Linked DNA regions of Mus musculus: region 2 is linked to region 1. The links are chromatin loops, found by intact Hi-C in ENCODE. Cell type or tissue: left cerebral cortex. All regions are shown on one strand. Each heading gives the region's core, and the rest is flanking DNA. Links, peaks and the distances in the headings are about the cores only. Region 1 overlaps Mfhas1 (malignant fibrous histiocytoma amplified sequence 1). Region 2 overlaps 1700015I17Rik (a long non-coding RNA gene).

Region 1 (15,315 bases), core at 4,368-12,367:
ACTGCCATTTCCATATCTGTCTTGAAGCTTCATTCAATGTGGACTCGGAGTGAATGGGCCCTTAGGGACTGCATGGACTTAATCATTTACTCGTTTCACATTTGGCTTTAAAGGATGATCTCTCTTCTTCCTCTGAGAAAGTGTGCACAGGTGGTCATCAGGGAGGACACAGATGTCAGGGGCCTCCTGAATGAAGCTGGCTGTCTGCTGAGACTACTATGCAGCCTCCTGTGGGCCTCAACCCTGTGAAGAATTGCTTCATTACTTGGGCTCAAGATTTGTGCCAGGAGAATGACAGGTGACTGCTAACAACTGCTTTTCCCTCAGTCGAAGAACAGAACACCAAGTCCTGCTAGGACATTTCAAAACATCAACAGCAGATCATTGAAATGAGCCTCTTTCTTCTCTCCTCTCTCATCAGATCTCTCCACTATTGGGCATATTATGCAGAACACTAAACATTTATCATAGCAACAACGTAAGACATTGTGTTGAAAGTCAAAATATTTGTTCAGTACAAACAACTGGATCTAGATTGAAGATGCCAGTTATAAACACCATGCAAAACAACAAAGCTGTCTAGAACTTAAGTAAAATTTACACAGATACCTGGGGAAAAAACAACCGTGTGGGCCATAAGGGAAAAGAGATTTAGTGAGTGAATGAAAGACTCAGTTAAGGTGTAGTCATAAGGGGGCTGGAGAGATGGCTCAGTGGTTAAGAGCACTGACTGCTCTCCAGAGGTCCTGAGTTCAATTCCCAGCAACCACATGGTGGCTCACAACCATCTGTAATGGGATCCGATACCCTCTTCTGGTATGTCTGAAGACAGGTACAATGTACTCACATACTAAAATAAATAAATCTTTTTTTTTTAAAGTGTAGTCATGAGATAGACTTACAGAGTCCTGATAAGTAGAGATGAATATTATCTACCTGCAGGATTTAATAGCTGAGGAGAACACGAGAGAACATTAAAGGCTGAAGAAATATTCGGGGTGGGGGTGGGGGGAAGAAACATGGCACCGGGGGGTGATGCTCCAAGAGGCTGGGGTTCTGGCCTCAAGAGACAGTGTGTGCTCTTGGACTTTGGCTGCTGCATTTAAGTGATCAACTAGCAGGCTGGAACTGTGCTCAGGTGCTCACCAAATCTCACATAAGCTATGTTTGTGGTGTGGGAACAAGTTGAGAATTGTTACCCATTAAAGGCAAAAATACTCCTCACAGGCGCCTAGGTTTGAACATGTGGTCCCCAGTAGGTGGCACTATTTTGACAGGCTGTGGGATGTAGCCTATTTTTGAGAAGTAGGGCAGACTTGGGCCATTAGGGGCCAGCCTCTGGGGGTTTCAGTCTAGCCCTGTTTGGAGCCAAGTTCTCCCTCTCCCTCTAGCCCCTTCCCCTCCCCCTCCCCACCTCTCTCTTTCCTGTCTGCTGCTGCAAAGTGACTTGCTGTATTATCCTCATTCTGTATTGATCAGGAGGTGATCTTGCCATCACGCCATCCCCACCTTGATGGGTATACCCTGTCTAAACTGTAAGACCCGTGCTTGCTTCTGGCAAGTCTTATGTCACAATGACATAAAAGTAATCCATACAAAGAGTGAGCATGCTGCGGAACCATAGGGAATCTCAATGGGGTAGTAAACTGGGTCCTTGGGAAGTTGCTCCAAACTCTAGACAGCTGCCATGGGCTTACTGGGAAATTGGCTAGGGCACATACAGAATCAACAGAGATCTGCTGACCCTTCATTAAGTCATCTAAGCCACCCATTCTTTTAAGGAGTTCTGAGACTCAGAGCAGTTCCTAAACCTTCAAGGGGTTATATTGTTCCTGGTCATAGGGTTTAGCTCAGATGGCTGCTTTTGAAATTACTCAAGTAAGACACTTAATGGCAGACACTTACTCAAGTAAGACAGGGCCACTTAATAGCTGGACACATTCCACAATGTGAATTTGAAAGGCAACTGCAAATGTTTACAGTATCAAAAACGGTGAGCTTCTAACTAGCTGTGGGAGCACTTGAGTTTGAGGCCAGCCTGGTCTACACAGTGAAATGGCTATCTCAAGATAAATAAATACAGGAAATAAAAGAAAAAAAAACAAAAACCAGCCAAGCAACAACAACAAAACAAAATCATTACCCTCTTCTAAACCAGTGACTTTATTTCTTCATGGATCCTTGGACTCTAGTCAACATACAAGGGTGAAGAAATTGTTCACTTCTTTTCTCTTTTTTAGTTCACATCTACTTTGACTCTGAATAGTTCTATCTCCAGTGAGTGTTTATGCTCTGGTCATCAGGACCATCATCAACTGCTTCAAAGCATGTTCCAAAGTGCTGACAGGTGACAGCTGCAGGTAGAAGGAGAAAGCTCAGAACCATGGCCTCCTGGGTGAATCACAAAGCATCCCTACCTGTATTGGCTGGTTTTGTGTGTCAACTTGACACAGGCTGGGGTTATCACAGAGAAAGGAGCTTCATTTGAGGAAATGCCTCCATGAGATACAACTGTAAGGCATTTTCTCAATTAGTGCTCAAGGGGGAAAGGCTCCTTGTGGGTGGGACCATCTCTGGGCTGGTGGTCTTGGGTTCTATAAGAGAGCAGGCTGAGCAAGCCAGGGGAAGCAAGCCAGTAAGGAACATCCCTCCATGGCCTCTGCATCAGCTCCTGCTTCCTGACCTGCTTGAGTTCCAGTCCTGACTTTCTTTGGTGATGAAGAGCAATGTGAAAGTGTAAGCTGAATAAACCCTTTCCTCCCCAACTTGCTTCTTGGTCATGATGTTTTGTGCATGAATACAAACCCTGACTAAGACACCACCCTTTGGTCCCACTGAGCAATGCCTTGGGTACAAGTGGCTGCTACTGTTTGCTTGTCCTTCTGTAGCAGGTATCCCATCCGGGCAAACGAGGTCAGCTTGCTTGACTCTTGCTCACTTATTACACAAGGTTCTCTTCCTCCCTCAGAGACAAGAAGAAAGGGACACTAATTATCTCGTGGACACTAATCAAAGAAGAGCTCCATTTGGTCGCTGGAGTCCCTAGAGGTAATTACCCACGGCTCTTCTAGATTAACAGGAGTGTCTTCAGAAAGGCTCAAGCCAACTTTTATCTGTGGGCTAAGTGTGAAAGAACCCTTAACAATAGGAAAATGCCACTAGGAGAGCACAGAGAAGAGCTGGTGGGAGGTAGGATGGGGAATCTGTAGGCTGGGATAGACTAGGCTAAAGGAATGCTCCATTTGTGTGTGAAAGAATACATCTCCCCTCATGCACAGGACACATGTGCCCAACTCCATGTTTCTGAGTGAACGTGGAACAGTGGTGCTAATTTTGTGGTCAGATGGGTTTGCCATTAACTGTGTCACGGTCTAGATGACATATTCTGAGTCACTATCTGATGTCAGCACATCACAAACCAAGGCCCCTCCCTATAAATACTTTGATAGATAGATAGATAGATAGATAGATAGATAGATAGATAGATAGATAGATGATGGATAGATAATAGATGATAGATGATGAATAGATGATAGATAGATAGATAGATAGATAGATAGATAGATAGATAGATAGATAGATAGATGATGGATAGATAATAGATGATAGATGATGAATAGATGATAGATAGATAGATAGATAGATAGATAGATAGATAGATAGATAGATAGATAGAGCATTGTACCCTTGGATCACAGAGTCATTCCTAAAACATGTGGCAAAAACTTCACCCAGGAGAACTAAGGGGGAAAGGTACTAACAGTTTCTTTCCAAACTGGACCTGGGGCTAGCCTCTCTCCTCACATCAAACTTACCCCTTTTTATAATGCCCCTTCCCTGGGTTTGCTTCCAAGCCTCAGTGTTTCCCTGTGCTTGGTGATATGAACTTCCCTTTCCTTCACACACAACAAAGGTTCAAGTGTGAGCATCCCAGAATTCCTAGCGATGAGACCCAGGTGGAGACTTCAGGACGACTCCACTTTGAAGTGCAAGGCTCTAACACATACAAAATAATAGTGCTGGGGCCAGAATAAACATCTGGGGCCAGCAGATGGACAGGGCTCATCCTGAGCTTACGAATCAATCGGAGAAAGAAGGGGCTCAAGGGAAGTTGTTGGAAGCAGAGTCACCCATGATGAAGGGCTCTGGATTGGGTTCAAAAGTAGGAAACAGCAGGAAAGTGCCAACCAACACTTTCAACTAGCTATCCCCTACCTCTTCTCCTGTCCCAGACTAGTCCAGATATGATATGGCTTGGCAAGGAACCAAGGCCCTCTTTAGATCCCACAAGAGAATCTAAATTCTGTAGAGTCCAAAAGTAAGTCACCTTATATCCTAGAGAAAGCAGAGCCAGGGGAAACAGGAAAAGAAATCTTTAAACAACCAATAGCAAATATGAGTGACAAATTCACTCTGTCCAAAGAAGAGGAAGGACTGGTCTAATAGTAACAACAACAACAACAACAACACTCCCCACAAGTTCATGCAAATAAACCAACATGGCAACTGACATCAGAGGACTCCTAAGGCTTCTCCAACATTGCTCTCCCCTGTGTGCAGAGAGCTGCTCCTTCCTATAGGCAGCACACCATCCACAGCAGCAAGTGTGCATACCCAGGGGCAATGTCCCAGGACCAAGAGCTTTGCTCTTCCATGCCCCTATTGTGTCTTTCAAACATACAGAGGGCATACCCTGTTCTCCTCTTTGGCCCTTGAAAGTCCCAGACGCCCTCTGACCCTAGTTCATCCATCTAGGGGGCAAAGGAGTAGAGGGCCCTTGCCTCTTCCCGCCATTCATACAGTCCCATGCACCTTCCCTCTGAGCGTGTGCCTGCCACTTGGCTCATTTTCAGGGCTAAGGGTTTATATAAATACAAATCCACCCAAGAAAGGAAAACTATTTCTCTTTTTCCTGCTCTGGCTAAAGTTCCAGCGCACTTGGCGGAGGATTAGACAGGCAGTGCAGATCAAAGTGTGCTGAGAGGCTGGGTAGGGGGGGAAAGAGCAGAGTCTTCCACCCACCCCTCAGTCTTCCAGTCTCACACTCCAGCAAGATCATAAAAAATGCTCGCTCTGCAGGGGCTGACACACTTTCAAAGGTGACTCTTCATTTACATAGCCTGTCACCTACTTCTGGGAAAAGGATCCAGGCTCCAAGAGAGACTTTGATACATGCATTCCTGCGCAGAAGAGTTTGGACTCAGAGATCCACTCTCCCGTGTTAGCTGTCAGCAGAAAGGAAGTTTTATGGCCTGCAATCTGAACAGCTGGCCTGTGGGTCTTATCAGCGTCATTCTGGTTTTGCAATAGGAAGAAGGAACTGAGAACTCTCAGGATGGTCAGAGACATGCATTCTCTTCTTGTCTCCTAACAAGGAATCAGAGGGACTTCTTAACGTTACCCCGTCCTTCCCCAGAAGAGAGGAAGATGAAAATTGGAGCTGGGGTGGGGGACTCTTAAGGGTTTGGAAGACATAGAAAAACCACATAGACACGGAGCTTCAAGGCCAAAAGGAACCTTCACCCAGATCCACTTCACTATTTTGCACAGGAATGCCATCCACGTGTGTAAACAGATCGAGAAGGGACATATCCCGACTCTCCTAAGACTCCTTAGCTTTGACAGCTGATGGCTGCAACTGTGAACAAGAGTGAGTTCTCTTTCTAGTTGGTTCTCTATGTAGCCAAGGCTGGCCCTGGAACTGAGATCCTCCTCAGTATTGGAGTTGTAGGTGTGTATCACCATGCATGGGTCTTCATTTCTCGGGCATAAATCAAGCAGCAAATGGGCTGTAGGCATCCACACTGAACCCCGAAGCCATACATATAAAGGTAAATGACAGTCATGAAAGCACTCGGGTCTGGAAAGCAGGATAGAGGCCACCAAAGGGGACTGACTTCATTAAAGATGAGAAGTAACCTGTTGGCTGGGATTCCAATCAGATCAGAGCTCTCTGCTCTATGCCAATGTACCCTCCCCCGGCTGAAGAGGGGTAGGTAGCCTGCTCAAGCTTTTTAATGAGGGTACTCATTCCAACCACGAGGGCAGAACCATTTCTGAATAACTCTGCCTTTCAGTATCACAGCAGAATGTCTTAGATCCAAACCTAGAGACTCGAGGGGACACCAATAGTCAGAACATAGCAGGCACTGTGTTCAAGAACATCAAATGCTTGACAGATTGCAGGAGGAACGCATGGTGTCTGCTCTTTCCCAGAAGTTCTACACTGCGGAACTGGGGCATCTCCTAGACCACATTTTCGGAAAGGCAGGAACGCTACACAAGTACATATCTTCCCCCTCCCCCCGAGATTCTCTGCTAGCCTCTATTTATGGCTATTTCATTTAGGACTCACTGTGATGGTTATAAAAAAAAAATGCCCTGCTGAGCCAAACCCAAGTAGAGCGGTACAGTCACATAAGTGGTTTAATAACAATATAGTATCTAATAACGGAGAGTTACCACCACTTATCAATGGCTATTAAATGCTGTAGGTCCAAAGAGCTAAGGATAATTGATGGTTGTAAGTTCTAGTCGGGGAGGGAAGCAGTGATATAGACACGTATCTAATGACTAGCTAAGGGTAAATGTAGAAGAGGTACTATTTAAGGTAAACAGCTCACCTACCTTAAGTCAACTCAGGGAAGCCTGACTTTTTCTTCCTCTGTTCTCTCTATGACACTTAGCCTTTCACGAGGTTAGAGGTACTGTAACTTAAACGTGAGCCATATTCTACCAACCTTCCAGGAGAATGGGCAGGTGGTTTGAAGTGAGGACACTGTCTCCGTTCATATCAAAGCACACAAGGAGTTAGCGTGAGACTAACAAAATTAGCTCAAACGGGCACTATTTTTTCTCTCTGCCTGCTCTAAAAATTATACCATTTTTGAGAAATTGAACTGAAAAATGAATAACTGCCATAATGGTCTCTATTATCTAGGGGGGAGAATCTTTCCCTGGCTTTTATGGAAGCAAGGATAATAATAAAATAAAAAGCACTTTGTCTCTTGAGCTGAAAAATTGTACCAAATTACACCTTAGCACTTGAAGGAGAGCCTGTCTGTCTTAGAGGTGGTCAATCTAATGAAGCTATCCAAAATGACAATGTGCAGACTGTCACCATCTGATGCTTGCTTTTTCAAACAGTGAGTGACTGTGTTCTCCTCAGCATGTCTGTCTCTGAGGCCTCTAACAATGTGACCTAAGTGGGGCATCTGTGACCTGGTATCATGGGTTGCAGCTCAGCAAATCTTGGTGGCCTCAGTGCCCACAAGCTCTGCTCCTGTCCACACATGGGAGGGAGAGTGTGCCTGTCCTGTTTCCCCTCACTGAAGCTCTAGCCTGTCTTGTATTCTGCTAGGGACTGAGGTTTTGAAGGAATTATGACCATCAATGTCTTTCAGAGCACTGTGGGCTTTTTGGACCAGCCTGGAAGTTGAACCAGGGCCAAGTTTGTTTTAGGGCTGCATCTTCTGTTTTAGAGTCAGTGGACCAAGAATGCAGCCCCTGTATGGTTAAAGGTATTCCATATGAACCCACATCAAGTCGTTTCTGAATACTGCATGAACCTATTAAAAGTGTAAGACACTACGTCACAGAGTCACGTGACAACTTTAGGTAAAACTTGATTTTTATACTACTTCATTGTTTAATGAATCCTCAGATATTTTCATAATAGCAAGTTTGCAGAAATTTCTAATTGGGGTAAGGTATGTGTGTATGTGCATGTTGTGTCTATCTGTCCATCTGTCTGTCTGTCTGTTGAGAAGATGGCTTATAACCCTACCCACTGTGGAACTCAGGAAAGTTACTGGGTCCTCTAGACCTTGGTTTTCCCAACTGCAAACTGTGAGCAGAAAGTGCCTAACATATATCTCATAGCAATGCTAAAGGAATTTAAACGATGACATTAGCACCGACCTAATCCTAGACCCAGCACAGAGCAGCAGTGTGATAAAGCCTTCCTTAGATTTTAGTTCAACTAAAATGTAGAAAATCCAACTATTTGCAAAAGTAATTTCTGGAAAGATAGTAGTCCTTGCAAGTACTTCAATGTTCCTGCTTGCTTCTCTAAAATCTATATTCCATTCTGCCTCCAAAGTAGCATGTGTACAATGGAGGCTTCACTCTGCCATAGGTTTCCTATAGGCAGGACTTTGACAATTCTACGTCAGGATATATATATATATTGTGGGGGTATATCCATACAGGTTGCGGGTGCAGTCCGGAGGATTCACTGCAGGGCTGAGTTCTGAGCAAACAACTGAGAAGAGGTGGGTGACTAGATCCAATGCAGAACTCTAGTTAGATGAAACCACTTCTCACCGTGTGGTGACATCACGCAGCCAGCGAGGAAGGACTGGTGAGTTCTCTACCCAGCAAAGCAGTGAACAAAACAGTGTTTATAATATGTTACCATTTAATTCTCAATCTCTTTCTCTCTCTCTCTCTCTCTGTCTCTCTGTCTCTCTCTCTCTCTCTGTGTGTGTGTGTGTGTGTGTGTGTATGAGAGAGAGAGAGAGCACACACACGCATGCATGAACACACGCATGAGCCCCTGTGTACCTTGTAACCAGAGACAAGCCATTGTGACTGCTCCAGGACAGGAAATTCATGGCAAGGAGAAATGATGGTGTTCATTTCCTCATCAGACCTTTTGTACCATTTACAGTCTGTACTACTAAAAATAAAGCTCAAAATAACCGCACTGGGTGTGACAGCGCACGCCTTTGATACCAGCACTCAAGCCAGAGCCAGACAGGCAGATTTCTGTGAGTTCAAGGCCACCCTGATCCTCAAATCGACCAACAACTGCATGAATTTAATTGTTTTCTGTGTCTTCCCTAGAACAGCTATATGGTTGGAATTGATGGGTCGGTTCTCCCTCCCCCACCCCACCCCACCCCACTGGCTCTCATTTTGAATGTTTGTTATCTAGCAAGTGGCTGACAGGGAGCTTAGGGAACCTGTAGGAAGTGAGCTTAGCCACAGAAGTAGGTCATCAAGGGTGAGCTTTTGAAATTTATCCCTCGCCCTGGTTCCTGCCTTGCTATTTGCTTCCTGGTCAACTGTGAGACACATAGCTTTCTCTCCTGTTCTACCATCATAAACTGCACCGTTCCACTATGGCCTCTCCAGAATAATCGGCTGAAATCCCCTGAGACCGGAGCTAGCATACACCTTTCCCTCTTTAGCCTGTTTCTGTCAGGGATTATGGTCATGAACATGTGAAAGTAACTAATATAAACAACTTGACTTACATTTTATTTATTTTTATTTCATGTATATGGGTATCTGAGTACATGAGTATCTGTGTACCCCGTTCCTGGTCATGGTCTACAGAGGCCAGAAGAGGGTACTAGATCCCCAGGAACTGGAGTTACAGAGAGTTATAAGCCACCATGTAGATGCTGGGAATTGAACCCAGTACCCCGGGAATAGCTGACAGTGCTCTTAACTGCTGAGCCTTCTCTCCAGCCCCACTGCTTAGCTTCTAAATATTTTATCATAAAGGTCTATTCATGTGTGCGGGTTTTAATACATAAGTTAATATACACACATTGTTTTTGAAGGATGTATTCAATTCTCCTTTCCTCCCTCTTTGTAAATCGGCCTGGTGTGTGCCTTTCCTATCCACACAATGGTATATCATTAATTTTCTCTCTTCCTCATATACGCCTACTGTAAGCATAACTGCAATCTCTATTTCTTTATCTGACACACTGCTGTTAATGAACTGTACTCATTATTCAGGGCCTCTATCACCTAATCTCAATGTATTCCTCCAGCCATTCACACAAACAATTGTACATACATGAGGTTGTACTGTCCCCCACGCCTATGGTACCCCTCCCCCAACTTCCTGAGCAACAGCCTCCCATCTTCATGGAGCCAAATCCTCACATTCTCAGGACAACCCCTATGGTTCTCTCCTGGCCCTCCTTCTTGGGTCCTGTGTACAGGCAGGTATGATGCTAAGGTCCTGCTCCCTAATTGGTTCTTGATCTGTCAGTAAAGAAAGCCATGGGCCCATTGTTGGGTAGAGGTACAGGCGGGATTTCTGGGTCCCTAGAGAAAAGAGGGAGATGCAAGAGAGGTGAAGAGAGTTTGCCATGCTTTGGAGAGAGAAGAACTGAGCAGCCATGTAAGATCTTGGGAGGAGCAGGAGACCACACAGGCTGCTCCATCTGTAGATGGGTGGTCAGGGAAGTTTAGCAGGGACTAGATTTAACTGAGTGATTAAAGTTAGGGCAGGTAGGAGGAGCAGAGCTAAGAGAATTGATAAGGGCACACTTTTCTAGGCAGGAGATCGTAGAACTCAGCAATTGTGCCAAGAAGGCAAGTTGAAAACCAACAACTGTGTGTGTCTTTTATCCATGGATTCAAGGGAAGCTAGGTGGGGGCTGATAGCATAGCCCAATCCGGAAGCTTAGACAGAGTACAAAAGCTACATGCAACAGTCCTGCCCCTTCTCTTAGGATAGGACTGCATCAGTGGCTCCTGTGGTCAAGCTCTAAATGGTGGCTCTGGCCTAGCATGGACTATGATTCCAGGCAGAAACTACAGTACTGTTTGCATCATGGAATCAAACGACCCAAAATAAGACTCGGGAGGACTTTACCAATCCAAACCATACATATGATTAAAACAAAGCAGCGCCAGTAGTAGAGAAAAGCTTGCAAGCATGTAGATGCTTCTAGTTCCATTGTCCTTCCCTTCCCTCCTGCCTCTCAAAGCTGGCACACAGGACAGTCAGTGAGTCCGAACAGTGACAGGGACACACTCTCCACCTGCTGGGGTCTGCAGGCCTGGCAGCCACTCCCTGCCCATCCCTTGGGTGTGCAGAAGCAGATGCCAGATGGAGACAGAGTGACCGCAGGGTGGGGGTGGGGGGATTAGTGGCTTCTGCGGACGCTTACAGATGCCTCTAAGGCTGTCTGGCAGCAGATCCAAGCATCTTAATAAGGAGGGGCGGGGGAAATGGAAGGGCACTCACAGGAAACCTATTTCCACCCTGCATTTGTTGGTTCTTAAGATTTCAACAGGGCAGATCTGCAGAATGCAAGCACTATCTAGACAAGAAGGCTGGTGTAGAAATGGTCGCCTCCCAAACAGACTTGTGGTCTTCAGGGCAGTGTGAAACCCCTTTGGATGCCTGAGGTTGGGAGAATACAGATCAGTCACCACTGATCAATTATGCTAGAGCCCCACATTTTTTTAAAATAAAGAGTGTAGCTTTTTAAAATCTCATTAGACAGTATCAATGGTTTAAAACTTCTTTAGGTGTGTCTCCAGGATCTTAAACTATAGTAGAGAAGCCCTCCTCTGCACCCACACTGGAGAAACCCATTGGTGAGTAGGAGACAGGTCCCCAATCCAGACTCCTTAGAATCACCTAGGTGTCAAAGACAATCATTTCTCACAGCACTACCCCACTTGACTTTCCGCAGTTCCAGTTTCTCTCCCTTTTTTTTTTTTTTTGCAATCCAAAAATGTCAAATGGGAAATTCTCCAAATGAGCAGCTGCTAAGTTTTATACCACGTATTGAGTATCACGAGAGACCCTCTCACTATCTAATCTGTCCTTCCAGGGGCAGAAATTACCCCCCTCATCAGGGCATCCCCATGGTATGTGTTACCTGACCGTTCATAATGTTAGCATCGATCCCTGTCATCGTATTGACAGGTCATGGCGCTTGTGTTCAAGGAACCTGCGTTGACCCTAACAGGGGCCCCAAGGCACAAGAACGTTGATGCAAAGCAGGCACGGAATCACAGAGGGAACTGATAAACTCCAGACTCGCACAGCCACACTACAACGCATAGAGGAAGGGGGGGGATCGTATCTGGGGAGCCCTGCATCATCATCATCAGAGGGCACTATAGATCTTGGAAGGACTGCTGAACTAGGACAAGCACACTACAGAGAAGGGTAACTGCTGGACTAGGATCTGATGAGCTTCAGATAACCCTTGCATCAACAGGACAGTGCAGTCACATCAGCCAAAGGTGAGTCCGTGCTCTACGACATTCTGCCAGTGGGTCCCTGACAATGAGTTTGATAGCTCTGACCTGAGATTCTCTACTTCAAAGCTCATGGGGTTGTTGCAAGGACTGGATGGGATCAACACAGACAAGTGTTAGCAGGAGATCCCAGTGACACTGGGTCTGCTGCAGAACTACAGCAGGCAACTGTGGCAGCAAAAAGCAGGATGGTGGGGAAAAGCTGGTGCAGGGTAGTCACGCTGCTCCCCGGGGAGTAAGACACTGAAGTGACCATCAGGATTAATCTGGGAGATAGGGGAAGGGCAACTAGAGTGAAGACTCAGGAGGAGGTGCTCAGGTACTGTATGGCTGCAGGGAGCTGCTTCTGGAGCAGGAAAGAGAGCTTGTTCTCAGGGAATGACAGAGATGATACCACAATGCGGCCATGCCTAAGGCAAGAGCCTGAGGCACAATGGGGGCAGAGGCCAGGACAAGCCTAGCAACTTAGATGGAGACTGGGTCATCTGTGAGCAGGGGACAGAGATGGACATGGAGAAGGGTCAGTAGAACGGGGGCAGAGGGATGAGATGAGTCAAGGACAGAAGGACCAAAATGAGTCAGGGAGCCAAAGTAAGTCAGGGGACTAAGATAGGGACAAGGTGCTGGGATGGCATTGGGAGACTGAGATAATGACACATTGGATTCAGAGGGTCACAGTGGACTGAAGTGGATCAAGATGGAGATAGAGGACTATGATCGGAACCACAAGATGGGAACAACTGAGTGGCTAAGATGAAGCCAGAGAGTTTGATGGGGATGGGCTTGCAGATGGAGTCAGGGGCCTGAGACAGAGAAAGGGAGACTGACAAGTAAATGAGGATGTGCCCACGACCAAAGAGCAGTGAAGACAGATGCTGGATCTGGGACCAAGCACGTAAGGGAGAGGAGTCCGGGAAGAAGTGTGGAGACACGGGCCAGCCCCCAGTGACAGCTGGGCTTTGCTTCCTCCTCACCAGAACCCTGGTTTCCCACCTCAGATTAGTGTACACTCTCTGACAGACCTCCATAGTTAAATGCAACTTTCACAGAAGGGTACCTTTCTTGATAGCTGTTATTATTTGCAAGTTATTGTGTGGTTCTAATAAATTATGACAAGAAAATTCTTGAGCTCTTGACTTTATGCTGAACATGGTTTGTTTGTTTGTTTGTTTGCTTGCTTGCTTGTTTTTCTAACTTGAGAATCCTGTTGTGGAAGCCTAGGAGGAAAGGGCAGAAGCTGTGCTCTGGAGCTGGTTTTCTAACTCCTCTCTGGCAAACTATGCATCCTGGGGCCTCAGTTGTCAGCTCTAAAAGGAAGAGACTGAACTGGTTTATTTCAAGAGTCATTTAGCTTTAAATAGTCAGTGGTGGCTTAAAATACCATGCAGGGAGATTTGCTACCTAATTTTCTGGGTGGCTCAAGTTCAAATCTGTGCACATTCAGTGTGAAGTAGAGCAACCTCCAACTGGAGCACGCACACACACACACACACACACATCCTTGGCTCTCCTGAGCCACTGATCTGCCACTTCCTTAAGTCTCCATCAGCATCCTTTGCCACTCAGCATCCCAAGAAGGCCAACCTGTGACACTTCAGCAGACCCACAGTGGCTGTGGCCAGGTGAGAAAGAAAAAGAAGAGAAAAAAAAAAAGGAAAAAAATCAGAACACCAGAGATTTTTATCACCTTCCTACAGGAGCTCAACCTCGTGGTGCTCACTGTCGGAGCTGAGTGCTCACACAGAAAGAAGGCAAGCCTCCTCCTCCTCCATCACAGCAAAATACCCCCAGAGGGGAGCAACAGTGGTAAGCCACACCCATCCCCACCAAGAAAAGGTGAAATTTAAGTTTTCATATTAATAAAAGCACTGTCTGTCTGTCTATCTGTTTTTCATTTGTAGCCCAAGCTCGGCAATCTTCTTGCCTTAACCTAGTGAGTGTTGGGAATATAGGTATGAGTTTTTCTATGTGAGCACTGTTCCTTCCCCATTGAGCCAAGTGGGGCCCTCTCAGAGCTCACCACTCCATACTTTTGAGCCAGACCTAAATATTTACATCAGTGCTGCTCTGGTCTGACTCCTGGCCAGGCAGGATGCCCCCTCCTTGCTCCAGCCCCACTTCCTGGGGAAGTAAACAGTAGGCAGGCTAAAGAGGAAGGCTACCTCCTGGAGGAAGCTGACTGTTCAAATTCCACACTCTGTTCATCTTCAGCTACCCTTGCTGGGCATGCAGTCCTGGCTGGCTTCCATCGGTGCACAGGATGCCCCTGAAAAGCCTTCATTAGCCCCAGAGAAGATACCAGTCTCCTTTAATTTAAAATGTGGTTGGCTGTGGCAGGGTCCTCTGGGCTTGCCTGGGGCCCAGCTCAAAGCAGATTGCTGGAATGAGGGTTTGAAGGGCTATAGCATCTTGTAACACACACACACACACACACACACACACACACACACACACACACACACACACACACACACGCTGTACACCTCCATACATAAGCACCTTTCTACACCATTGGGATACAAGTGGAATCCCATCTACTTGGGAAGCTAAGGTGGAAGAATTGAAAGTTTGAGGCCAGCCTGAGCTACACAGTGAGTCCAAGTAGAGCACTTAAGTAGCATGTGTAAAACTTTGGGTTCAAGGGAAGGACAGTAGGTAGGAGACAGAAGATGCTTCCTGGCTCTATGTTATGAGGTGACTCTGGGTGACAGGGACTATGGCTCAGTGGCTGAGGACTTGCCTAACACACTCAAATCCCCAGGTCAGTTCCAGGGTAACTCATACAATGGAGGATCTTGCTCTTATATCTCACTCACTGCAGAGATATGGACCATCTCTAAAAGACAAAGCATCTCTGGTCAGGACAGATTTAACAGTGAGAGCCAGGCAAAGACTCATGGGTACTCAGGAGGGTACCCATGCATTCTGAAGCTAGGTGAAGCTGGTGGGTCAGAGCACAGGGAGATAGGCGAGAGGAACCAGGCACTCAGCATCCAGGCCCTGAAGAAAGGCTGTGCTGGCCTCCCACTGACAGAGCTTGCTTGCTTTCCTGCTCCTAGACCACAGTCAGTATTACGTAGGCTAGACTCCCTGTGAATGTTAGGGAGAGGGACAGAGGAGGCAGGCTGGGTTAATGCTGCCCTGGAGAGCCAGTAAAACTGGGTTAGAGATGCTCTGTGAGCATCCCACTGAGCATCCCATGCTAGGGCATGCCCCATCCTCATGCCTACCCCATCTTCCCAAACAATGCACCACAAAGCAGAAAAGATCATGAAGAACCACTCTCCCTAA
Region 2 (15,315 bases), core at 2,364-10,363, 57 kb before region 1:
ACCTGGGGCTAGAATACTAGCCGGTTGTGAGCTACTATGTTGTTGCTGGTGACTAACAAAACTGAGTCCTTTGTAAGAGCAACAAGTGCTTAAATGCCCTGAGCCATTTCTCTAACCACAGGAATCTATTTAAATATTTAATAGAATGTAAATATTATAAACATTTAATAATTACCATAATTTATTTTAAAGAAACAACCATAAGCTTTTTTTCCCCTTGTAAGACAGTGCCTGAGTTAGAGTTTTACTGCTGTGAACAGACACCATGACCAAGGCAACTTTTATAAGGACAGCATTTAATTAGGGCTGGCTTATAGGTTCAAAGTTTCAGTCCAGTATCATCAAGTCAGAAACATGGCAGCACCCAGGCAAGCATGGTGCAAGAGGAGCTGAGAGTTCTACATCTTTATCTGAAGGCTGCTAGCAGAATACTGGTTTCCAGGCAGCTAGGATGAGGGTCTTAAAGCCCACACCCACAGTGTCACACCTACTCCAACAAGGCCACAACTACTTCGACAGGGCCACACCTTCTCATAGTTCCACTCCCTGGGCAGAGCACATACAAACCACCACAGACAGCTTGTTAGAAGACAGGTCCTCAGCTGCCTCTGTCCCCAGAAGTCAGACCCTGCAGCTTCTCTCTCCCTAGGCAGAGTTCTTTCTCTCCCCCATTGTATTGAGAGCAAACACAAAACAATTCTGAATAAAAATTATGACTTGACTACATTGTCAGTGTTCCTGCTGCCTTAACTCCTGACTAAAGAACAGTGCAGGCTAATTGGATGCTAGTTGGATGCTGGTTCATATGGTTGGCGCTCATTCCCTCCTCTCAAACCTATGCAAGTCAGACACCCACTTTATTCTCTGGGCCCAAAGGGGGATGAACGTTCAGAGGCTCCCTTTTCTTCAAGATCCATGGTTATCCAGGGTTTTGAGAATCTCTCCTAATGAAGCTTACATTAATTTTGTGTGTGTCCTTTTAAACCAACCAGCAGTAATTTCTAACATATTCCACTCTATTCTCCTCTTTATGTCATTTCTACCAAAATGTTATCCTTTAATACGACATTCTTCTTTAAACTTCACAGTTTCCCCCCCCCTCAGGTATATTTTATATTTCTTGGCCACAAAAATCTATGCATATGAATAGAGATTTTCATGTTTTAATCTCCTAAGATTACAAGACCCTTAATGTTGAATGTTTTTGTATTAGTGGCATATAGTTTTAGTGAAAGCAGCTTACACATGACAGATGAATGATACTGAAAGTGTAGCATCCGACAGAATGGGAACACGATGCTAAGTTCATGCATTTATGATTAAAATGAGAATAAAGTATATTTCCACAGTCCTTCCCTTTGTTTCCCTTGTTAAAGACATAAGTTCATTTATATAAATGAGATAATGCCTACGTCTTTCAATTTGTTTGGAGGAGTAAACCAAACCCTGGGTTGCCATAAACTAAATATAGACCCTGTATTCATGAACTTTGATGGGATCATTCCTGTTACAAGGCTAGACCACCAGCTGCCTAAATCAGGACAGTAGGTCCTCCTGGGTAGATTTAGGCCATAGCTGTTTGCTTTTTCTTTCTTTGCCAGGCTTGGAAACCAGGGGTTCACACAAGCTGGGCAAGCCCTTGGTCACACCGAGTGACATCCCAAGCCCAGAGCTCAGAGCCTTCTCAAACAGGGTCTGAGGACCTAAGCTCTTCTGTTCCAGCCTTCTGCCACGTTCAAGGCACCCGCTCCTCACTAGACATTAGCCTACAAGTACCTTAACCTTAGACTTCCCAGCTCCATGCCTGCGAGCAATCAGTTTCCGTTACTTACAACTCTTCCAGCCTGATGTAGTTTGTCATAGCAGCAAAGACGGACTAAGGTAATTGATTATTAAAAGTTATTTTCTGAGACTGGTGAGTTGGCTCAGTGGTTAAGTGAACTTGTGAAGGACCCCAGTTCAATTCCCACCACTTACATGACTGTTCATAGCTGGCTACAATCCAGTTTCAAGGGATCCAATGTTCTCTTCTGGCCCCTGTGGGTACCAGGCACATATGTGATATGCACACATACATGCAGGCAAAACACACATACACTTGAAATAAAATACATTCTTCTTATACACTCGAAATCTCCTAAAGTAGCTACATTAAAAAAGATGATCTAAATTTATTTGCAAAACAATGGTGACGGGGGGGGGGGGGCAGAGTCCCAATTGGACATCTCTTGTCACTAAATAAGGTTTCCAGTACCAAATTTGGGTTACCTCTAATTGAGTTGTTGGCTAAAGAGGCCCCACAGGAATCCCCCAAAAAACAGGCCATTGCCAAGACTATATATAGGCTGTTCTCCACAAACTGGCAGCAAAGCCCCATTGCTGAAGACAACACCTACACAGCTCATTCAATATCCCTACATAGAGCCTTCACCCATATGCTCTAGTCTTTGAAACAGGAACGTATCAAAAGAAACACTATCAAAAGAGAAACGTAAGCACCAAACCAGCCACAAACCCTTTATCTGTACCAGTGTAGCAGCTGGACAACAACAGTAAGTATTGACTTTCCATATTGGCCAGAAGGTTTTAAGAGTCTAAGACAACGGATGAGCTAAGGTAGAGAGGGATAAAAGGTGGGGCAAAGGTGAGGGGGAGAAGAGCAGACCCCTCCAGTGAGGGGGAGGGAGGTAGAAGCAGGACACTAGGAAGTCAAGGCTCAATCAATGCGGTCCTTGAAAAACAGGTGACAAGCATCCCTTGTGAACTCTCTGCTTGAGCTAACTACCCATTTATAGCTATCCCCAGGCCTGTTGGCTGTTCCCAAGAGGACAGGTTGATGAGGAAGCACTCTTGACAATGTTCAGCAAGATGTTGAAGGCAGTAGACAACAGTTTATCTTTCCAAGCCAATGCCTCCTGAATCATGTGCACTTAGTAGGACACAGTTGCTTATTCTACATTAATATGCAGGGTTTTAGAGCCAGTCCCATACCAACTGACCTAAAATCAATATGGAGAAAAAGTCCTAGGAAACTGTTCTTATAACAAGATATAATATATATATATATATTCAGCTGGGCGGTGGTGGCGCACGCCTTTAATCCCAGCACTTGGGAGGCAGAGGCAGGCAGATTTCTGAGTTCAAGGCCAGCCTGGTCTACAGAGTGAGTTCCAGAACAGCCAGAGCTACACAGAGAAACCCTGTCTTGAAACAAACAAACAAACAAACCCAAAATAATATATATTCATTTATAATGTATATATTATGAATATATATCATATATCATATCCTATATGTATTTACAATATAAGAATATTAAGGGGCTGGAGAGATGGCTCAGTGGTTAAGAGCACTCACTGACTGCTCTTCCAAAGGTCCTGAGTTCAAATCCCAGCAACCACATGGTGGCTCACAACCACCTGTAATGAGATCAGATGGCTTCTTCTGGTGTGTCTGGAGACAGCTACAGTGTACTTAGATATAATAAATTAATAAATCTTTAAAACAGAAAAAAGAAAAGAAAGAAAATTAAGTACTTAATATATACAATATTAAGTATCAACAAGCCAAAGTTGACACTTAATATTGTTGTCTAGCTGCTACACCATTACAGATGTGTGAGTGTGTGTGTGTGTGTGTGTGTGTGTGTGTGTGTGTGTGTTTATAAAAGAAATAAGTGCTCTTCTTGGAAATCGTGGTTCTATTTCTAGTTCAAATGGGATGCATCTTTCCAAGGGAAGCCCATGTAGTTGTGTCTTCCGGCCACAGCCATTATCACTGTTTTGATTTTATGCTCCAAGATCCTGAAAGCAGTACTATACCAAAGAGAGACATGGCATAATTATGTAACTTTATTAAAATGCCATAGTGCGTATTGATAAGACTTTCACTGTCATAAACCTGGAGAAGTAATTTAGTTCAGAAAGCAATACTCTGAAACACTGAATTTCTTTGTAGGTCCGCCCTGAGACTCCATTACACAGCGTTATTAAAAACTACTCAAATTGAGCTGATCCTGGCTTTCCATCATGTTCCGTCTGCCAGAAATGTAATAGAATTGCTAATTGAATCACAGCTATTATGTTAGACCTTGAAATTAAAAGAGGTAGATTTCCATTTTTATTAATCCTGAGTTTTAACTTCCTGTTAAAATGTCATTGTTTACATCTTTATAATAAACTATATTTAAATATAAATGTTAGCAGGATTTTTTATAACTTAAGCCGACCGGCTGTCATTTCCTTTTCTATATTTTATTGCATTTATTTATTTTTTGTTATAATAATATAGATTAATTGTATGAAACTATTAGAGTGCTTGATAAAGTCTAAGGGATAATAAATAAACAACTCCACCATCTGGGAAAAGCTATAATTAGTAATTTATATTTATTGTCTTCATTTCTATGCTCATAGAGGTTTTCTTTTTAATAAAGCCAGAATGGTACTCTATGAATCATGGCACCTTTGTTTTTAATTTAACATAATTACAGCTATAAAAGCAGTTAGCTACGTCTTTAAACATTCTTGGCAGGCACAATATTTTATTCATTCTTTCAGGTATAAGCAAAGTGTATTGGTTTCTAGTTCATTTCCTACCGTACAGTACTGTAGTGCATGTACTATATACAAACTTTATGCTTACTTGGGGTTGTCCTCTCAAGCATGTCCATGGGTAGATGTTATGGGTCAATGAGAAGAACATACAAGCCTTTGGTGACAGTTTACTGAATTACTTTAGAGATCTATTCTTTGTTAGCTTCTTGGCCTTCTCACTGAGATCAAATGTAGAACTGGTCTCTGGATCATTTTTAGTTCTCTAACCTCCCAAATGATATGAGTGAAACTCACCATCTATCTTTCAACAGATCTTGTTTCCCTTTTACTTCTGACCTCATTAAACATAGGTCATGTCTCACATGGCCGTCATTAGAACCTGCCACAGATCCTATTCTGGGCTCTCAAGCTACCATTCCCCTTCCTTTCCCTATACTTCCTCCCCCTCCTCCTCCTCCCCTCCTCCTCCTCCCCCTCCTCCTCCTCCTTGCATTCCTTCTCCTCCTTGCATTCCTCCTCCTCTTGGTCCTCCTCATCCTCCACTTCTTCCACCTCTTCCTCCTTCTCTACTTCCTCCTCCCCCTTTTCCTCCTCCTCTTTCTTCTTGCCCCCTTGCTCTTCTCTACTAGGTTTTTGGGGCTAACTTTTTCTTCTAATGGTTTTATTTCCTTACCATGGGTTACTTTTTTCTCCCTTTTAATGAAACCACACGCATAGATCTTATGAAACACAGCTTTGCAGAACTGGCTTCCATAGTTGTATCTCATATTTAAAATGTCCATGTCCTCATCACTATTGTGTTAGAAACCCAATGTTTTGGCATTTGTAACAGAAAGCCACCCAAGTTTGGCACAGATGCCCCACAAAGCTGGATAGGCAACTTCATGTGGGCCTGGCCCTGTCCGAACTTTGCATACAGGGCTGTTCTTTTATTTCTCAATAGATGGAGTCATGCTTCCTGTCATGATAATGGCACCTAAGATCTGCCTACCATGCTGGTTTCTGCTGTCATTTCTCTTTACAGCTGCTTCAGGACCCTCCAGCCACACTCACTCCAGGTTCTGCGACTCTGTGATTCTATTCTGGAATCTCCACAGCTTTCCTATCCTTTCCTTCTGACCAAATTCTACATTCACTTTGAGGTCAGCCGGTGCGCATCACAAACCCTTGCCAACTCTTCTGCTTAGAGCAAGTCACTCTCATCAGCAGCACCCGCAGCACCCTGCCTCAGCAGATGCTTCCAAATGTGTCCCCTTCTGAGCCAGAGAGCTCAGTCGATAAGGCCTCAGAAGAGTTCCTGACACTCTGAGGGAACCACACCAAGCCTTTCAAGTGTTCTCCTGGGCTTCATCTTCTGTCTACATCACCCAGCCAAGATACCAGCCTGCCACTGAGCTCAGCAGATGTCCGTGGTATGAATGGATTCCGAGCAGACGGCACAAAAATGAAGAAGATGGGAGAATGGTTGGGAGCCACCCTCTAATAGAGGATTACATTTAAATACATTAAAGATGGGAGCTGTCGTATGGGTTAGCATAGCAACAATGACCTTATCATTTCCAAGCCGACAGTACAGATGGATGTTCTCATTGTCTTAAAAATAGGTCCACGATGATACCGCAGGATTGATGGATGGAAGTGCATGATTGACAATTGAAACTGGGATTGTGGCTATATTCAACCCAGGAAACTGGGGAATCTTGGGAAGGAATATTTAAAATCCAGACTCCCAAGTGCCTGTAAACCAATTAAACAATAGCAAGATGAGCTTTGCTAGGATAAGGGAGACCCTGGGTGACATTTCCAAGCCAAGCCTGGGCATAGCTGTTTTTCCACCCTGAGCAGCTGAGGTGCTTGCTCACGGTAGGGGGGGCAAAGAAAAAAACCGCTCATGTGTCACTCAACTGCCCTCTGGCCCCACGTGTGGGAATTTCTTTTAAAGATCTTAGTATGGGGGGACGATAGAATGAAAAGAGTCCGATTATCTACGGCAAGCCTAATTATAGCTTCAAGGGCGAGTACGCCAGGAAGGGTCACGTGACACGTTCCATCCGCGAGCACTGGAGAGCAGCTGCGAACAGGAGCAGTTTCCAATGACAGCCACCAGGTGGCAGAACAGAACGCAAACCTCTCTGCCTTAGAGGTCAGCCCTCATTTGCCCTTAGGTGAGCAGTTTTGTGACCTTAGAAGACTCAGTAGTGACTCCACTGAGACTGTGATTCAAGGCCTCCGTTTCACCCGTGACTTAATTTACATTCAAAACAAACAAACTTCCAGTAGAATGAACTACCTTTGAAGGATGGGACCTTGAGAGCTAATTGTTTAATTTCCAGAAATGTAACCTTTTAATTAGAATTAGAGTATACCAATTACACTTCCATAACGCATAATTAGTCAACTTACATTTAAATTAAGAAAATTGTCATCCTCTGTCCTAGTCTGTCATCAATGGGAGGAGAGGCCCTTGGTCCTGTGAAGGCTCTATGCCCCAGTATAGGGGAATGCCTGGACCAGGAAGTGGGAGTGGGTAGGTTGGGGAGTAGGGGGTGGGGGAAGGGGATAGGGGATTTTCGGAGGGGAAACTAGGAAAGGGGATAACATTTGAAGTGTAAATAAAAGAAATATCTAATTAAAAAAAAAGAAAAAATTGTTCTCTATCTTTTACTTTGTTACTTCCTGTGGTCTTGAGTCTGTGCTGTTTGTGGGGCTTGTGTGAGAAAAATACTGCGCAATGAGGTGCTAGCGCATGTCTCTTCTCAGGTTGGGAACTTGAATTTGGCCATGGGAAGCAATGCAACCTTGTGCTACAAATGTTCTCCTTTGTGGCTGGCTCTTAACCATTCTCTGACCACTAATGCATGAGCTATGAGGGAGATGACCAGATAAGCTTCAGTGGGGGACAGACAAGAGTAATAAGCCTTTAAATTTGTTTCAATAATAATTCAGACACAGCAAAACACATCAATAGAGAGCCAGACTGTAGTGAACATTCAGAATTTGGGTCTGTGTCCTGCTGTTCATGAGTCACACACTTCCGGCCACTGGTTCCTCATGCCCATTCCTCCTTCTGCCGAAAGGATATATTGGAACCTAATTTATATAGTTACTTCAAAGACTAAGAGAATTCATGCCCTGAAGTTGCGCCTTGACTGGCTGTATCTGCCAGCTAATTTTTTTGCTGGATTGGTTTTGTTTTGATCTTACAAGATAGGGTTTCTCTGTGAAGCCCTGGTTACCCTGGAACTCACTCTGTAGACCAGGCCGGCCTCAGAGATCTGCCTGTTTCTGCCTCCCAAGTGCTGGGATTAAAGGTGTACACTGCCATGCCCATCCAGCAAGCCAGCTCTTCTTACTACTAAAGAAGGTGGATAACATTAAAGCCACAAGATGCACATGGCGGAGATGAATGTGAGTCAATCTGAAGACTGTACATCAATTTACAATCTTATTCGATTTTTACATTTAATTTTGTATTATGATTTACCTTCATTTTCTGGGGATAAATAAAGATAAAACAGTATCGGATTCATTGTTTGGTACTGACAGAATAATAGATTTTACTATCACACCTTGCTTTTTCAATATCTGGAGAGTGTATTTAGAATTCTCAGGGTTTAGAGGCTTCTATCCTAGTTCCTAAAATGTTTGGTAAATATCAGACATTCTGTCAGGCTCTGTCCAAATGTACACAATTAACACGGTGACAATTCTTAAGGTCCCTGAGGCATGGGGGTTGTTCAGAAAATGGGTTCCTGTAACCTCACAGTCTTGACTTGTCAAACGAGGGCTCAGAGATATGTCTCAGCATAGAATAGGCCAGCCTTCAAAAAGAAATTCAAGAAATGGCCCCTCACAGAAGCAGGAAGAAAGAAAGGAAAAGGGCAGAGAGTCTCTCGTGGGACTCGTCAAACAAGGTCAAACAGAAAGTGCCTTTGAGTCACAAAAAGCCTGTCAAATTAGGTGTGGGTTATGATTGATGCAAAATTCAAAATGCCTGCTGAAAAGCAAGTTCTAGAAAACCTGGGGAAAGTTAGGCTGGGATTGTGGCTCTGTGGTTAGGGCACGGCAAACATGAACGCTGCATTTGCACCCTAGAGCCATATAAACCAGATGTGGCGGTATGACCTGCGATCTCAGATCTCAAGAAGATCAGAAGTTCAAGGATGTTCTAGTGCATTACAGGCCAGCCTGGGTTATACAAGAAACTGGTGAGAGACAGGATCCTGTGTTAAGTAATATTCTGTCTTGAGACCAAAAGAAATATCAGCCTGCCTCTAATCTCATTTCTGAATGGCAGTAGGCATTAGAAAGCTTAGAGATAACTTTGCCGGCAATGGCCAACCCACCTCACCACCCCACCGTTCAAGCTCAGAATGAAGTAATCTCACTCCAACTGCCACGCAGAGCTGACTCATTGGTCCCAATGGCCCCATGAGGCCAGTGCCACATGGCTGGTTTCTTTTATCTCTACCCAACACTGACTGCACAAGTGCCCTTCTAGTGTAGTTACACACACATGCAGGCTCCGTGTTCCGGAAGAATGAGACAGGGTCACAAGTTCAGGTCAACTTGGGCCTCCTTTTCCAACTCTGTCTCTTTCTCACAAACAGACAAACAAAAGGCAAATAAATAAAATAAGTTGAAGCACAAACTGCATGCACACACATATATGCACTGCACAAGCACAGACACATATGTATGTGCACGTGTGCACACATTATGTGCTTGTGTATGCACATGTATGCATACACGGGTGTGCATGTGCAGACACACAAACACGTATACACACACACACACAAACACACCCCTGCTCATGTGCAAACCAAACTAAAAGGAAAAGAGTGGTTTCCCAGAGCACTCAAGCACGAACAGAGGTGTTCCATCGATCTGTAATAAACATTACGTGTTTTAAATCTAGTGCCATCTTATTGTACACACACAAATCCACACTCTGGCCCTGGAGTTCTCAGGGCTTCTATACCAGACTGCATACCCAGCCATTTTTAGAATTCCTCCTGTCACATGGTACACTCAGCACTTGGGGACAAGCATGTGACATTCCAAGTCACTTGAGGCTACAGCTGTCTTACAGTCACTATCTCATTGGGAACTATTTTGGCTCCCACGCAGCTGCTGGTGGAGCCCGGCAGGGTATATCTGTGCATGCAGTAGGATGACAGAAGAGTCAGGGACAGTGAGTGACACAGGCAGATCTAGAGCCACAGCCCCTGGGGGAGCTTGGGTAATGTAAGCGAATGGACATTAGAAAGCTAAATCCATGTTTATGGCTGAGGAGGTGTAAATCATAAGAGCATAAGGAGGATTAATTTTAAGTGGAGTTTTTGAGTTGCATACAGCCCACAGTTCAGATGTAAACACTATGAACATCTTTGCCAACATGCAATCACTTCTTTGTGTGTCTTTTTTTTTTTTGCCTTTCTTATCACTATTGCCACCATTTATTTTGAAAGGATTTCAAAGAGACAGAAAAGTTGCAAAATTGTTTTGAAAATAAATAATAACGCTACTTGCCCAGAGCTTCTAAATATCAGCATTGTGTTTCATTTATATTGCCCTTGCTCCCCCGACCCCTCTCTCACACACACACACAAATGCACATATAGACACACACATCATCATCATTATCATCATCCGACCCGGTTGCCTATAAATTGAATACTTGATCCTTCCTTTCTGAAAACCAGACCCCGCTTAACCACAGCTACATTCAATTTTCCAAAATCAGAAACTTAAAGTTAATGCTATGCTAGCATTCGACCCACAGGACATAGCTAATGTAATCAATTGCCTCCCTGTCACACACATGACATACCTAACTATACATATGCTCACCTATCCACACACACACACTCTGGTCCCGCCAGATAGTTGCCTAGGACATTTCATTCTGGGCTTGACAGTTTAAAGACTTCAGATCAAACACTTGGTGTCAGAGTTGCGTGTTTTCAGCTTCCCTCCTGACTGGATTCCTGTTACTCTCCCTGTGTGAGAAATAACACAGGGGTGATGTCATGCTTTTCCTTACGGCCTCCTGTTGAAGGACATGAGCTGCATCTGGTGGTGTAAATTTAATCTTTTAAGGTGGTATCTGGACATCTGTTCTCCTGCACTAACTGCTTCTTCACCCTTGGCAGTTAAACACTACAGCGGATGAACTAGATACAATGTTTCTTTCCTCTTCAAAGGGTTTCACCTGCTCTTGCCACCCCCAGGCCGGCTTGGCTGGTTATGATAATGGCTTTCTAATCCCACCATTCCTCAGCTACTAGCTGGCAAACGACTGTTCTCTTCAACAATGTTTCCTTCTGTGTTTCTATCAATATTGCCGCTCGTGGATTCTAAGGTCATGTCTCCAGAGTTGGTCAAGGGCAGCAGCTTTAACCTGTCTTTCTTTGTGCGCCATCCACCTAGTTGGCTAGACAGCGGTTCTCAACCTGTGGGTCATGGCCCCTTTGGCACACTCCTATCTCCAAAAATATTAACATTACAATTTATAATCGCAACAAAATTATAGTTATGAAGTAGTAACAAAAATGGCCTTATGGTTGGGGAATAGGGCGGTCACCACAACGTAAAGCTGTAAAGGGTCACAGCATTAGGAAGGCTGAGAACCGCTGAACTAGCCTCTTTTATCTAGTTAGAGTTTTCTAGGGAGCATCCTGTCTCGTCTTCCTTAGAACTAGACTGCAGGTGTGCGCCGCTGTCCTGCCGCACGTGACTTTTCTCTATTTTCTCTGAGAACTGTTTTATTCTTACGCTCATGCGCAAGCGCTTCCTGAACTGAACCATCTCCCCAGCCCCAGGATGCGCGCCTTGCATCGTTCCTGGTAACGTGCTCCAAACCTGAACCCAGTTCTCCCAGAGTCCCAGCAACCTTCGATGGAAAGTGATGTACTTGAGATAAAGAGAGTCTGGAGCGATGGTGAAACTGCTCTGCCAGAGGACTCATCCACTTGGCGACTCAGACACCCTCTTCTGGCCTGTGTAGGTACCAGGCACGTACATGGAACACATACACACAGGAAGAACAGGATTCCTAACCACTGAGTCGTCTCTTCAGCACCTGTATAACTTTTTTAAAAGTTAAGATTATATTCAGAGATGAGGCTTATTGGTAGAGTGTCCCAATGCCCAAAGTTCAATTCCTACCTCCTCAAAACAAATGAGCAATAACATAAAATAAAATAAAATTATAAATTACATAAATTATAAATTAAATAAATAATTTAAAATAAAATTTAAGTTAATGATACATATTAAATTTTTGTGTAATAATTCTTGAAAATATTGTTTATAAATACTGTATTTTCTTTGTGTGAACATAAGTTCCGCTTCTACTTTTTAATAAGTAAATAGCACTTTAATAAAATACCCTCATAGGTCTCTCAACAAAAACTGGTGTTTTTATATATAGGTACTCAGAAAAAGACAGTCAATAAGTTGAGACCAATTAACCTGTGAATGGGCAAATAGATTCTGGTACACGTGGAATGTAATATTATTCAGCAATAAAAAGAAATCATTTCGCTATCTACCAGATAAATCACTATTCTTGAAAATCATGATCACTGTGTTTGAGTAAAAAATAAAATAAATATTTTATTAAATAAAACAGGAGAAACTTACAGTTTTACCTGTGTGAAATTAAACCAAAATTTATTCTCTATATGGTTTTTCTTTTATCAGCTACATATGCTATTTTTATAATCATATTATTTTATCACCCACATTTGTTGAAGAGGAAATTATGAGAACATGACATACAGACCCTCACCATCATGGACTTATTTAAATATTAGGGGTACATAAAACCCCTAACAATAAGTAAAACAAGCTTAGCCAGCTATCATGTAGCCTCGTGGTAGAATATCCATCTACCATAAGCTTGGTCCCAGGTTTGATGCCCCAGAACCACCAAAACAAAATAAAACTACACAGATGTAAAAATTAAATTGCAGAGTGAATGCGAGTACTGCCACACAATGATCTGTTCTGTGTGTTTTCAGGCAATGTCTGTTCTTTTATCCCACAATAACAGAAGGGAAAGTCTACAGATGCAGACCACAAAATTCAGGCAGTTTCTGTCCGGCTACATCCAGCTGGACTCACTCCTGGGAATTCTTCCATCACTTCAGAGGCCCTCATATAAAACCATCTCATCCCATAAATTCATAAATAAACAAAAATAATAAAAATAAAAATCCTCTCAAAAGTGCCTTACTATTTTAAGAAACAGACACTCTATAACTTAACTCCTTGGTCCTGGAATGAACCACTGATAACATAATGCGCTTTAAACAGTGTCACTAATGGGCACTATGGCTTGGCAAAGGTCAGTAGATTGCTGCAGGCATGAGTCCTCGTCAGCCCTCTCCTCCCATGCTCCAAGCACTTGAAGAGTCTCTGTAGGAGCAAGCTATGCCGATATTTTTAGTGAAGCCTCCTTTCTTAAAAGCCTTGCATTCCAGAGGTCTGACTTAACTGTGCTTAGGTCATATTCTATGACTCTAACGGTATTAAAACGGCCCTGAGTCCACTAACATTTGGATAGGGAATGTCTCCAAAGTCCCATGTGTTATTTCCCGAGTGATGCTCTTGGGGCAAGGAGCTGGAACTTTGAAGAGGTGGTACCTACTGGAAGATTTTTCTGGTGACTCATGAAGGCTCTTGGAGGAGATGACAGGACCGAGACCCATCTTGGCTTTCACGGAAGTGAAAATGTGGCTTTCCGGCCACATGCTGAATGGCGTTGTTCCAACTAATGCTATTGCCGTGGGATACACCTCACGCCCAAAGCAGAGCCTAATGGTCACAGTCTGAAAGCTCCAAACTGTGATCCAAAACAAACCTGTGCTCTCCTGGACACCTAGTAGACCTGGTTTTGTTACCAAAGCATGATGTTAACTAACCCGGGATCTCTCTTCCTTTGAGCCCCTTACCTACTGATGGAGTGGGGGACTTGACCATTTTAGCCCTCCTTTGAAGCCTGGAGAATTTGGGGAAGAGGAAGGAGAAAACAGAATGGGGGAAATTCTATTCCAGGAAACATTGCTGTTCCTGGATTTAAAAAGAGGTGGTGTGTTGGCCCTGAGCTACTACTAACTAAGCATCTAAGACTGAAAGGACAGGTTTAAAGTCTTGCCTATAGACTCCTCCACCTTCCTGACCTTCATCTCCACTTCTGCAGCATGCAGCACTGACTATCTGATGTAGACGCATGGCTGCATGCTCAAGCTGCACCCTCCACACCTGTCTTTTGAACAATTATAGCAGAGCCCAGATAGCTACGGCTTAGGAGGCCCTGCAGGCAATTTCCGATGTGTGCTAAATGTTAAGAATTACAGTAGGGCTGGAGAGACGGCTCAGCCGTTAAAGGTTAGGCTCACAACCAAAAATATAAGAATTACTGAAGCTGATCTAAACCATCTCAGCAAGAAAGTTAGGTTCGGGACAAAGACAAAGACATTTATCAATACGCTCACAGCTTAGCACTCGATACCTGTTAATGGAATGGATAAGAGACTCAAATAAAGGCATGCACACTTCTAAGTATTAAACAGAAGATATGCAAATAATTGTGACAACATCAGGCTTGAAATGTGAGGGTCCCTGACGAGCCAGCGCCAAAGAAGCACTCACAAAAGTTTTCTCCTCTTCCAGAAATGAAAGGCTAGCCAGCAGGGACCTGGATTTCATTCTAGAATCTTTGTAGGATTCAAGTGTGTCTGTAGACAAATGTATGTTTTGTTTTGTTTCTGGTGGAAATCAGAATTTGTTTTATTGTGACACAATTAGAAAAAGCAATACAAAAACCATATATCTTATCTAGCCACCACCATCAGAGTCTCTTACACATGCAGCTTTGAATATACCTCCTCCGATTATGTTACACAAAATGAAATTGATATCTTCCTCATAAAAGGAATGCAAATTCTTTGGAAAATACAAAAAATAAATACTATAAGGAAATAACCGTACCGATAATTTCATTGTTCAGAAAATAAAATACCCTTGCGGGGCGGCAGGGGTTCCCTCTAGTCTCTCTTCCTTCTAGTTTCCTGATCTTCCCTGGACAGTCAAGCATCTTTGTATGTAATTGTTTTTCTACTGTGAAACTTACAGAGTACTTACAGAGTATACTCAGAGTTACCCCACAAGCCAAACTTCCAGAAAATTTCATACACTGGGCATGATTCTAAAATTCAAGACTTAAAGCCTGTCCTCCGGTTTAAGATGAGTAAGTTGGAGGGGATGGGGGTGGGGGGACAGAGTAATCTCCTGAGACTCTGGAGTTCTCACAGCATAAAAACTCTGATCCAAGAAAAAGTGTGACATCGTTCGGCCTTTCCCTACACACAGTCACAGGCAGTCCCATCTGCTCCCCCTGACATTAAGCAATGCTTCAGGCTGCACCAGACTCACACGTGGCCATCCATCTTGCTGTGTCCCTTACTGTGTCCTCCAAATGGTCTATTGAAAATAGACACCATAGGCTCCTGCACACTCGCCCGGGGGCTTTGCATTAAACCTGTCTACACAGGCTGCTACGTTCAGTCAGCAGCAGCAGCAGCAGCAGCAGCAGAGGAGGAGGAGAATCCTGTGGCTTTGGCTCCTTCTTCTCACTGGGTCTGCAAGGGGGAGGAGGTGTGATGATGAGCAGAAGACAGGCCGCTCAGATAAAGCTGGTGGTGAGAGGGTCATCCAAGGGACAGGCATTGCTGGAGTTTTTTTTTTTTTG

What was found. A loop is a pair of places that touch in the nucleus more often than their neighbours do. Peaks named below come from ENCODE experiments on the same cell type or tissue, not always from the same donor. Only the 100,000 strongest peaks of a DNase experiment are listed, where the experiment ranks them.
Region 2: a loop joins it to region 1, with 2.2 times the contacts of the local background. A loop is called at or near these places in 9 of 42 quality-filtered maps.

The regions. Positions count from the first base shown.
Region 1 is chr8:35,644,429-35,659,743 of GRCm38, reverse strand. The region is part of intron 1 of Mfhas1 (malignant fibrous histiocytoma amplified sequence 1); the gene reads right to left. Among named protein-coding and RNA genes, the nearest start is that of Gm16793, 63 kb to the right of the region's middle. In left cerebral cortex, for the core only: a CTCF peak has its summit at 9,340 (motif pointing right); DNase peaks (open chromatin) are centred at 5,087 and 6,238; H3K27ac peaks cover 447 bases.
Region 2 is chr8:35,699,363-35,714,677 of GRCm38, reverse strand. 1700015I17Rik (a long non-coding RNA gene) reads left to right here. Exons shown (of 3, transcript XR_378890.3): 3 at 5,581-6,687. Among named protein-coding and RNA genes, the nearest start is that of 1700015I17Rik, 12 kb to the left of the region's middle. In left cerebral cortex, for the core only: a CTCF peak has its summit at 6,652 (motif pointing right); DNase peaks (open chromatin) are centred at 5,725, 5,999, 6,616, 9,625 and 1 more place; H3K4me3 peaks cover 520 bases; H3K27ac peaks cover 310 bases.